Linked DNA regions of Homo sapiens: region 2 is linked to region 1. Evidence: read pairs that join two places in POLR2A ChIA-PET (ENCODE). Cell type or tissue: GM12878. All regions are shown on one strand. Links, peaks and the distances in the headings refer to the core of each region. The heading gives the core; the rest is flanking DNA.

Region 1 (5,383 bases), core at 83-5,082:
GGGAAGCCGAGGCGGGCGGATCACGAGGTCGGGAGATGGAGACCATCCTGGCTAACATGGTGAAACCCCGTCTCTACTAAAAATTCAAAAAAATTGGCTGGGCGCAGTGGCAGGCATCTGTAGTCCCAGCTACTCGGGAGGCTGAGGCAGGAGAATGGCGTGAACCCGGGAGGCGGAGCTTGCAGTGAGCAGAGATTGCGCCACTGCACTCCAGACTGGGTGACAGAGGGAGACTCCGTCTCAAAAAAAAAGATATGAGAGAAAAGATGATGGAATCAAAATTATTTCTAGGGCTTAACACTAGGGGAAATGAAGATGTGGTAGAAACAGAGAAGAGATTAAAGAGAGGTTTTGGTAAGAAGCTGACTCAGGCCGGGCATGCTGGCTCATACCTATAATCCCAGCACTTTGGGAGGCTCAGGCAGGCGGATCACTTGAGGTCAGGAGTTCGAGACCAGCCTGGCCAACATGGTGAAACCCCATCTGTACTACAAAAATTAGCCAGGCGTGGTGGTGGGCGCCTGTAATCCCAGCTACTCGGGAGGCTGAGGTGGGAGGATGGCTTGAACCCAGGAGGCAGAGCTTGCAGTAAGCTGAGATCATGCCATTGCGTTCCAACCTGGATGACAGAGTGAGACTGTCTTTAAAAAAAAAGGGGGGGGGGTGGGGGTGGGCGTGGTGGCTCACGCCTGTAATCCCAGCACTTTGGGAGGCCAAGGCAGGTGGGTCACCTGAGGTCAGGAGTTCGAGACCAGCCTGGCCAACATGGTGAAACTCTGTCTCTACTAAAAATACAAAAATTAGCCAAGTGTGGTGGTGGGTGCCTGTAATCCCAGCTACTTGGGAGGCTGAGGAGGGAGAATCACTTGAACCTGGGAGGCAGAGGTTGCAGTGAGCCGAGATCGCGCCATTCCACTCCAGCCTGGGCAACAAGAGTGAAACTCTGTCTCAAAAAAATAGAAAGAAAGAAAGAAAGAAAGGAAGGAAGGAAGGAAGGAAGGAAGGAAGGAAGGAAGGAAGGAAAGCAAGCAAGCTGATTCAGTACTGCACATTTTGAGTTTGTCAGAAGTCAAAAAATCAAAATGAAAAAGGCTAATGGCCAGTTGGAAATAAGTCATTTGGGAGTCTTTTCATGTAACATTTATTGTTATTCTAATAATAGATATTTGGAGGAAGTCTGAGGCTAAGGGGACAATTCATGTCAATAAAAGTTACAGAAGATAATTACTCCCTAAAAATGATAGAAACTATATTGGTGACTTCATTAGTATTAGGTTCTAGCCAGTTGAGCAAAAAATAACTCTGTAAGAGTATTTTTCTTAAAAGTCTAGATTTTCTTTTGTTTAGTCTTATTCCAGAGCCCACCTTCATGAAAATGTTCAAAGCTTTTTTATTTACAAAAGTAACTCAAGAACATTGAAAATAGACGAAAACAGAAACACATAAAGCTAAGTAGTGAAAGTTCTTTTTAACAGTTTTATTGAGATATCAACATATAAAAATTGTATGTATTTACGGTATACAACTTGATGTTTTGATATATGTATACATTGTGAAATAATCACCACATGAAAGCTAACTAACATATCCATTACCTCCGCATAGTTACATTTGTGTGCATGTGTGCATGGGGTTGAGTAGGGAGATTTAATTTAGGACTTGTCCTCTTAGCAAATTACAAGCATGTAATACAACATTGTTAACTATCATCACCATGCAGTGAGTGCATTAGAGCTCCAGTAATTATTCGTCTTGCATAACTGGAACTTTCTACCATTTGACCAGCATCAGCCCATCTTCACCTTTTCGACAATCCCATTCCACCCAATCTCTACCCTCAAACAGTCTCCATTAATTTGGCATGTATATTTCTAGGTTTTTTTCTATATACATATGTACAGCTATATTATATATGACTTTACAAAAATGAGATTACTTTTGTATCAGTAGGATTATTTGATTTGCAAGCAATAGAAATAAACTCTGGCTGACTTAAGGCTGAAAAGGAATTTATTGGAAGGATATGAGGTAGGTAAAGAGCTGAAGAACTGAGCGGGAAAACATGAAGAGCCACGCTGGTAAAGCAACTTCCATGACACAGAGAGCAAGGGCTCATGTGCAGTTCTCCAGGCACTGCCATTTCAGTGTACCTCCTCCAACCACTTTTTGTCTTTGTATCGTTTCTGTTCGAGATTAAAATTCCTAGGAGAGATATAACTTGATTGGGTCATGTGCTTATGCCTTATTCAACACTCTCTCTGATTCCAGATAAGGGGGAGTCATTTTGCAAAAAAAGGAAAAAAAAAAAAAAGAGCCTATAAAGAGAAGCAGGAAAAATGGAAGCTGAGCCTTACAAAAAGTAACAGATGTCCACTCCACTGTTTTGTAACTCTTTTTTCCATTTACCTTCCAGCACGTACAGCTCTGCTTCATTCTTTTTCATCTAATAGTATTTTGTTGTATGGCCTCAATATCATTTATTTAATGAGACACTTCTCGGTGGACATTTTGTTGAAGTTTTACAGTATTATTAATAATATAAGAACATTGTTGTACATAGATATTTTTACATGTAAACAAGTATTTTGGGGGATACATTTTCGGAAGTGGAATTCCTGGGTCAAAGAATGCATACATCTAAATTTTTAAAATAAATATCACTAAATTGCTCTCTAAAGGAGTTTATACTCCCACCAACAAAGCACAAGAATGCCTGGTTTCCTGTGTCTTTGCCTAAAGGATTGAGTATTAGCAATCCTTTTAATTAGTGAAAACAAGAAGATCACTGAAACTGGGTTGAGCCTCTTTCTCTATCACCAACACACACAGACACTCAGCATTTTCTGACCAGTGTTGAAACTAAGAACTGAAACTAAGAAGGCATTAAATGTCATAGGCTGACAGCATCTCTATTTAAAAGTTAGAATTCTCGTTTTTACTCAACCTCAGTGAGCCTGAGCATAAAAATTTGGCATGAGTGAAATCCGCTGCTTTTAAAGAAGTCAATACTACTTCCATTAGAAGTTAGAGTGCTTGAAACACACTGGACATTGACCGAGGGAAAGGAAGCTGCATGTATCTTATCCCACACTCCCTCCAGGGCTTATACGTGTGTGTGTGTGTGTGTGTGTGTATGTGTGTGTGTGTGTGTGTATATATATATATACACACACACACATACATTGAGTACATGGGTGGGCAGAATGATCTGTACCATTAAAACTGATTTTTTAGTTTTTGCTCAGCTCATTTTGTTAAATTTGTATAAGCTAAAGGTGCACATGATGTGGCTCTAGTGTGTATATTGTGTCATTTGTACAAATAAAGTAACCATTGTATCATGTCTAGCTAGAGCAGAATTCTTCAAAATATTTTATCACAGACTGAAAAAGTATAAAACAGGAAAGTATGCCATTTATTAGAACTTTTTTTTTTTTTTTTTGAGACGGAGTTTCGCTCTTGTTGCCCAGGCTGGAATGCAATGGCGCAGTCTCAGCTCACTGCAACCTCCGCCTCCCGAGTTCAAGTGATTCTCCTGCCTCAGCCTCCCAAGTAGCTGGGATTACAGGCATGTGCCACCACACCTGGCTAATTTTGTATTTTTGGTAGAGACAGGGTTTAACCACGTTGGCCAGGCTGATCTCGAACTCCTGACCTCAGCTGATCCACCTGTCTCAGCCTCCCAAAGTGCTGGGATTATAGGCATGAGCCACCGCGTCTGGCCTCATTTATTGGAACATTTCTAATGGAAAATGCTGAGAAGCTAAATACCTGAGTTTTAGCCTCAGTTCTCTTTATAGAAGTTGTGTAACTTTATGTTAGTCCTTCAACTCCCAAATGCCTACTAACACATATAAAAGGGGGAAATCCTTACAGTCTTATCACCTCATAGGGTGGCAATTTGGATTGAATGAGATGTATGGAATAACTTTTAAAAATGGAAAGCACATTAAACATTATTATGTAGGCACAGCACTGGCCTCATAATAAGGTGAATAATTTTTCCCCCATGTCTCAAATATTAAAGGTAGCTTACCATCTTACACCTCAGCAACTCAGATGTACAAATTAAAGGTGAAGGGAACAACTTGTAACAGAAAAGCCATTTCAGTATCATGTTTTTCTTACTCTTCTAATAGTTTATAAAAACTAGATTTAAGATATTATATGCCATGTATTCCCTTCTGAATAGAGAAAAATAATGACATTTATGTATTCTGAAGCACTTTCTTATGGTCTTTCATTTTATCTTTACAACTACGATAGTTCACAATGTGTACTGCTATCCTCATTTTACACCTGAAATACAGATTAAGAGACTTGCCCCAAGCCATACATAAGACTTATAGAGGAGCTGAAACTGACTCACACCCTTAGCACTTTTCCATTGATTCTCAAACTTTCATATATATCAGAATTAGCTGCGTAGCTTGTTATAGAGACTAGTCCCTTATAACACAGGTAATTCGGATGTAGGTATTCTGTGGACAGTATCTTGAAGCATTTCATTAAGCAGGAAGAGAAGCACTTGATTTCTTCTGAAGGTGTTTGCTTGCTTTGTGTGTTTTGCTTTGTGTCAAGAGCCCATGAGTTTCAGGGCTCTTAGCAACTCAGGCTCAGTTTGCATTTCTCAATTTAGGAAAGTGTGGGATGAATAAATGCCTGGTGTTGGGACTCCTGGACCTCAATTAAAGTCCTCATTTAAAGGGCTTTCCTTGGCCTGGGAGAGCTTTCGTCTGTGGGAAGGGCTCTCCATCCTTTGGTGCCACCTACGGGCCAGTTACTGCTTTGTAAAAAAGAAATTTGATGGTCTAGGTAAAGAAGAAAAATAAAACAAAGGAAAACACGGGAGGAGATGAGAGAGATAACTCTAAGGGCTTATTTTTTATTCCTTAAAACAAATTTAAATTGTATTTATACTTTGGGTTTTTTCTCCTTATAAGGTCGCTGAGGGGGTGTACATGTTCACTGTTCTATCCCTAGTTCCTACAACAGTGCCCAGCACATAGTAGGTGCTCAATAACTACTTGTTGAATGAATAAGTGAATGATTAGTGACTGTACTCTAGTACTAGATGCTGTGCTATTAAAAGGATTTCTCTTCAATCAATAGGGAGCCCAAGTGTGCAAGATATTTCCAACCACGCCAGTATAAAAATGTTATCGATGATATCTATTAAAATAAATAATTTGCATTTTCTCCTATAGTGGATGCCATCAGAGAAGAGAGGCCCTCTATTGTTCTAATTTAAAGTACAGCTGAGGCTGGGGCATGGTGGCTCACGCCTGTAGTCCCAGCACTTTGAAAGGCCGAGGCGGGTGGATCACCTGCGGTCAGGAGTTTGAGAACAGCCTGGCCAACATGGTGAAACCCCATCTATACT
Region 2 (5,383 bases), core at 127-5,126, 130 kb after region 1:
ATCTTAGCCTAAAAAAGACTTGCAGTTTCTACTGTGGCATTAAAGTGAGGGCTGACCTACTTTGCATAAGCAAATTAGCACAAGGAAGTGTTAGTAACCCTTCATCCACAGGACACCTGGAGCCTTCTGAGATACCCTTTTTTTTCCCAGTGTGCAAATCCCAAGCTTTTCCACGAGGGGCACACAATGCATCTTGAGCCCTTTTGTAGCCAGGGCAGTTTGGCTTCCTGCCTAGGGTGATGATGGAGGGTGGAGAGCAGCCATCACTCCAGGCCTGCCATCCTGTTTCTTTCCTTCCCAGCCACACCCAGGTTGACCCCGCCATGGATGACAGTGACGTCCACATTAGCTCACTGAGATCTGTGTGCTTCTCTCCAGAAGGCTTGTACCTTGCCACGGTGGCAGATGACAGGTAACGAAGAGAACTCTCTTTACATGGCCTCAGAACAAGTGCTTGCAAGTAATGGCAGCAAGGCCCTCTTGGTCTGGCCCTGGGTCAGCTAATATCCAGATGTTCTCTCTCCCCATCCAGACTCCTCAGGATCTGGGCCCTGGAACTGAAAACTCCCATTGCATTTGCTCCTATGACCAATGGGCTTTGCTGCACATTTTTTCCACATGGTGGAGTCATTGCCACAGGGTATGTATTTGTTAGCTGAACAGATGGGTGGTGCTTTCTGCTGAGTATACCATGGAGCTTTTTAAGGAAAGAAACCATCTAGAATTTTCTTGCCTATGAGGAAAGCTTTAAGGCAATTCAAGATTATATAAAACTCAAATGATCGATTTTGCTAATAACGGTGTCCCATTTTCTCTGAATATTTAACCTAAATGTAATTAAAGATCTGTAAGTCATGCCACCTAATGGGCCAAGTTCACAAGGGAGAATAAAATTGAGATGATGCATAATATATGGGAAACCATTTAGGGCTAAAAGACCACTTTACAGGTAACATCTATAATTCAGTAGGTGGCACTCTTCCCCCTTATACTTTTGAACTAACTGTGGTCAGATTTAGAAAGGGCTGTGCCGAGAGAGAGACAGAGAGAGCGCTTTGGTATCACAGGTGTCTTGAGTTTTTCTAATCCTATCAGCAGCTTTAATTATTCAGCACCACAATTTTACATCCATTTCCACAGTCAGGGTTACATTTCACTCTCCGAAGTCTCCTGCTCTTTGCAGTCAAAACAGAAACATGAGTATTCATCCTCATGAAAACATGAACATCCAAGCTCTGTCTTAGCATCGGTTTCTGTTTCATTTTAGGACAAGAGATGGCCACGTCCAGTTCTGGACAGCTCCTAGGGTCCTGTCCTCACTGAAGCACTTATGCCGGAAAGCCCTTCGAAGTTTCCTAACAACTTACCAAGTCCTAGCACTGCCAATCCCCAAGAAAATGAAAGAGTTCCTCACATACAGGACTTTTTAAGCAACACCACATCTTGTGCTTCTTTGTAGCAGGGTAAATCGTCCTGTCAAAGGGAGTTGCTGGAATAATGGGCCAAACATCTGGTCTTGCATTGAAATAGCATTTCTTTGGGATTGTGAATAGAATGTAGCAAAACCAGATTCCAGTGTACTAGTCATGGATCTTTCTCTCCCTGGCATGTGAAAGTCAGTCTTAGAGGAAGAGATTCCACTTGCACGGCAACAGAGCCTTACGTTAAATTTTCAGTCCAGTTATGAACAGCAAGTGTTGAACTCTTTCTGCTTGTTTTGATTCAAAGTGCAGTTACTGATGTTGTTTTGATTATGCAACTAAGTAGGCCTCCAGAGCCTCTCTAGTGGCAGAGCAGCTCACACTCCCTCCGCTGGGAACGATGGCTTCTGCCTAGTACCTATCCTTGTGTTTCTGATGCAGTGGTAGCATTGGTTCAAGTTCTCTCCTGCTGTGGTCAGAGTTGCTTCGATGTTGGCCAAGTGCTTTTCTTCTTGGGCTCCCTTCTGACCTGCAGGACAGTTTTCCTGGAGCCATTTGGTATGAGGTATTAATTTAGCTTAACTAAATTACAGGGGACTCAGAGGCCGTGCTCCTGACCGATCCAGACACTATTACTGGCTTTTTTTTTTTTTTTTTAACAATGGTGTGCATGTGCAGGAAATGACAAATTTGTATGTCAGATTATACAAGGATGTATTCTTAAACCGCATGACTATTCAGATGGCTACTGAGTTATCAGTGGCCATTTATTAGCATCATATTTATTTGTATTTTCTCAACAGATGTTAAGGTACAACTGTGTTTTTCTCGATTATCTAAAAACCATAGTACTTAAATTGAACAGTTGCAAAGATGTCTTAATTGTGTAAAGAATTGGTGTAGTCATGACTTTAGCTGATACTCTTATGTACGAGATCTGTCTCTGCTGTTTAACTTCATTGGATTAATCAGCTGGTTTCAACTCTACTGCGAAACAAAAATAGCTCCTTAAAAGTACTGTTCTCCTTCAGTGGCATGTAGTTATCTAATCAAGACACCTCATTCAAACAAAACCTGCCTTAGGAAAATTTAATATATTTTAAATTATTTTAAAAGAAATACAACATCTTATTCTTTAGCTTTCTTAATCGGTGCTTTATGGAGGCCAGTGTAACGTTACATGACTCGTTGAGAAAGTTGAGGAATTTCCTCTACCACCTTTGTTGCTTGAAGAAAAACATGTCTTTTCAAAATGAGAGGCTTTCATTGAAGAAAAGAAAAAAACAACAGTTAAAAGCTTTTGGCTCTCTGTTTCATTTTTTTCCATTAAGAAAAAAAAAAGTCCCCTTTTAAAACAAGCAGGGCTGGGTGTGACGGCACATGCCTGTAATCCCAGCACTTTGGGAGGCTGAGGTGGGAGGACTGCTTGAGCCCAGGAGTTCAAGATCAGCCTGGGCAACAGAGTGAGATAAGACCCAATCTTTATTTAAAAAATAAATAAATAAATAGCCAAAAAAACTTAGTGTGGTGCTGGTGTGCATGGTAGCCCCAGCTACTCAGGGGGCTGAGGATGTGGTGGCATTTACCTGTGGTTCTGTGGTTCCGGCTACTCAGGAGGCTGAGGTGGGAGAACTGCTCGAGCCTGGGACATGGAGGCTGTAGCGAGCCACGATCGTGTCACGGTATTCCAGCCTGGGTGACTGACAGAGCATGATCTTGCCTCAAAAAATAAACACATAAAACAAGTAGTACAGCAGAAGAGCTGGGAATGGATTGGCCAACGTTTACATTTCATGGTTATCTTGAAGTTCCAGGTACAGCAGATGCTGAGCCTCTGGGTGGTTTGAGGCCTGGTTGGCCATCAGATATTTAGCTTCATACTTTGCCGCTGTCCTTAAGGGGGTGAGTCCTCCATGAACAAAGGGAATAGTGACTTTTTCCATTTGACAGTTTAAGAATTTGACATTTTATAAAGAACAGCATCTAAAGAAAGTTTATTCTGTGATATTAGAGACAGAAGGTTTTCATATAAATGCAAGTTTGACAAAGTCAGCATCTTTCTAGCTGTCTAAGGAAGAGTCACTTGTAACACAGCCAGCCAGGAGGCTGCTTTGTTTTTTATTATAAAGAACACTAACACAAATGCAGCATGATTGCTGTAAAATAAATGTGAAATTTGTACAAAAGTCCCAGTCCTTCCGCAGTTCTAGGTTTACAGTCAGGCTCAACCTTACTTGCCCCGCTCCTGCATGAAAACAAGTGCGTTTTATACAGCCTCTGCCACCCAGTGGCATAGTTTAAGGCTCTATATTATATTTAAAATTAAGGTTTTTTTCCTATCATACACATCAATTTGGAACCTGCTGGTGACTCTTCTACCACAGAGGGTAAATAAAAAGACCAGTTTTTAAAGTAAGAGGATTCAGCTCATCTTATAAAAGTATAATAGTTTCGGCCAGACGTCCATTAACATCTGTTTAAATTAGATACAGACACAATGCCAAATATTAGAATCATAAATGTAATTTTGGAGATAATGTTTACCTTGAGTAGGAAGACACTTGGACCATATTAAATTTGAAAGTCTTCTGTTCCAGACCAAAATGGGGTAGGCTAATTCCCTGTCATCCAAGCAACTAAAAGGTAAAAACCTTATAACTTTAAAATAAAAAAGGTTATTTTTTTCCCCTATAAAAGACAGGCAGTATGAGTTAATACATTAAAATTATTTTGTACATCCCTGCTCCAAACAACCACAAAAATGGTACTTTTTAAATGCCTGCCCATCCTCTCCTGGAAGGGGGTTTTTCCAAGATTCGGGGTGACTGATTCATCCCACAGCCCCAGGCAGCAGTTTATCCTGGAACTGTCCTCTGTTCTCCCATCACTGCTGAGCCCTGAGAATTGTGAATGGCCCTCAGAGCATCTAGGCCTCTGCAACAATCAGGTCTCTGGTGACTTGAAATGCAGCAATGAGGGAGCTCAGCTGGATCTTCTCGTTGGTGCCAACAGAAAGCCTGTACCTAACAGAAACCAAACACAGGGTAAGAAAAAAGACACCAAACACAGCTGCCTTTTCTTAAGGGACCAAGAGATCTAGGGCTGAAAATCTGTTGAAGGAGTGGGGATGGGAATTGATAGAACAAATGTGCCCTGGATGGCAATCTTGTATGTGTCCCCCTAACATTTTCTTCTCTGCCCTACACATTGATTTATAAATGTGATGTTTCAAACTTGTAAGGACCGATTCAATTTTAAAAATTATTAGGTATCAGGCCGGGCGTGGTGGTTCACACCTGTAATCCCAGCACTTTGGGAGGCGGGCCAATCACTGGAGGCCAGCCTGGCCAACATGGTGAAACCCCCGTCTCTACAAAACAAACAAACAAAAAACAAAAATTAGCTGGGCATGGTAGTGCATGCCTGTAATCCCAGCTCCTCAGGAGGCTGAGGCAGGTGAATCGCTTGAACCTGGGAGGCAGAGGTTGCAGTGAGCCGAGACTGCATCACTGCACTCCAGCCTGGGCGACAGAGTGGGACTCTGTCTCAAAAAAAGAAATAAATTATTAGGTGTCAACAGCGGTGTTCTGAACTTAACTTTGTCCTAACTATACAGATATACAAAATTTATGTAATGAAGGATTATTTCGTCGGCAAAATACGTTAAGAGGGAAACAAAACAGAGATTTCCTTCCTCTTAAGCCATTTCATCGGGAAGTTTGGCTGATACATTGGTGGGTCTGTGGTCTAGTCAGTAAAGCAGGACACTGGAGTTCATCTCGCCACCTTTTAAATGCCCAGCCACTGATAGCAAAATCATCATATTCACAATGCAATGAGGAGAGGTGACCTAATTTGTGCCTGTGAAAGCCAATGCCACAAATTAGAGTTGGCCTATGCTGACGTCTATGTTGAACCCAATGCTCTGTCTACTTAAATGATAGCTGCCAGCTTCACTGGGG

Evidence for each region. ChIA-PET counts read pairs that join two places held together with the same protein. Peaks named below come from ENCODE experiments on the same cell type or tissue, not always from the same donor. Only the 100,000 strongest peaks of a DNase experiment are listed, where the experiment ranks them.
Region 2: POLR2A ChIA-PET joins it to region 1 with 6 read pairs; 1 of 35 experiments calls an interaction of 5 or more read pairs at or near these places.

What each region holds. Positions count from the first base shown.
Region 1 is chr12:118,164,598-118,169,980 of GRCh38, reverse strand. The region is part of intron 17 of TAOK3 (TAO kinase 3); the gene reads left to right. Among named protein-coding and RNA genes, the nearest start is that of PEBP1, 31 kb to the right of the region's middle. RefSeq lists an enhancer at 2,686-2,795 and a silencer at 3,036-3,085. In GM12878, for the core only: a CTCF peak has its summit at 4,762 (motif pointing left); a DNase peak (open chromatin) is centred at 2,880; H3K27ac peaks cover 1,329 bases.
Region 2 is chr12:118,030,243-118,035,625 of GRCh38, reverse strand. RFC5 (replication factor C subunit 5) reads right to left here. Exons shown (of 11, transcript NM_007370.7): 11 at 3,392-4,444. The coding sequence ends at 4,348. It overlaps WSB2 (WD repeat and SOCS box containing 2), which reads left to right. Exons shown (of 9, transcript NM_018639.5): 7 at 302-412; 8 at 533-640; 9 at 1,268-2,939. The coding sequence ends at 1,430. Among named protein-coding and RNA genes, the nearest start is that of RFC5, 16 kb to the right of the region's middle. RefSeq lists an enhancer at 1-13. In GM12878, for the core only: a CTCF peak has its summit at 622; no DNase peak of the experiment used is centred there; H3K27ac peaks cover 925 bases.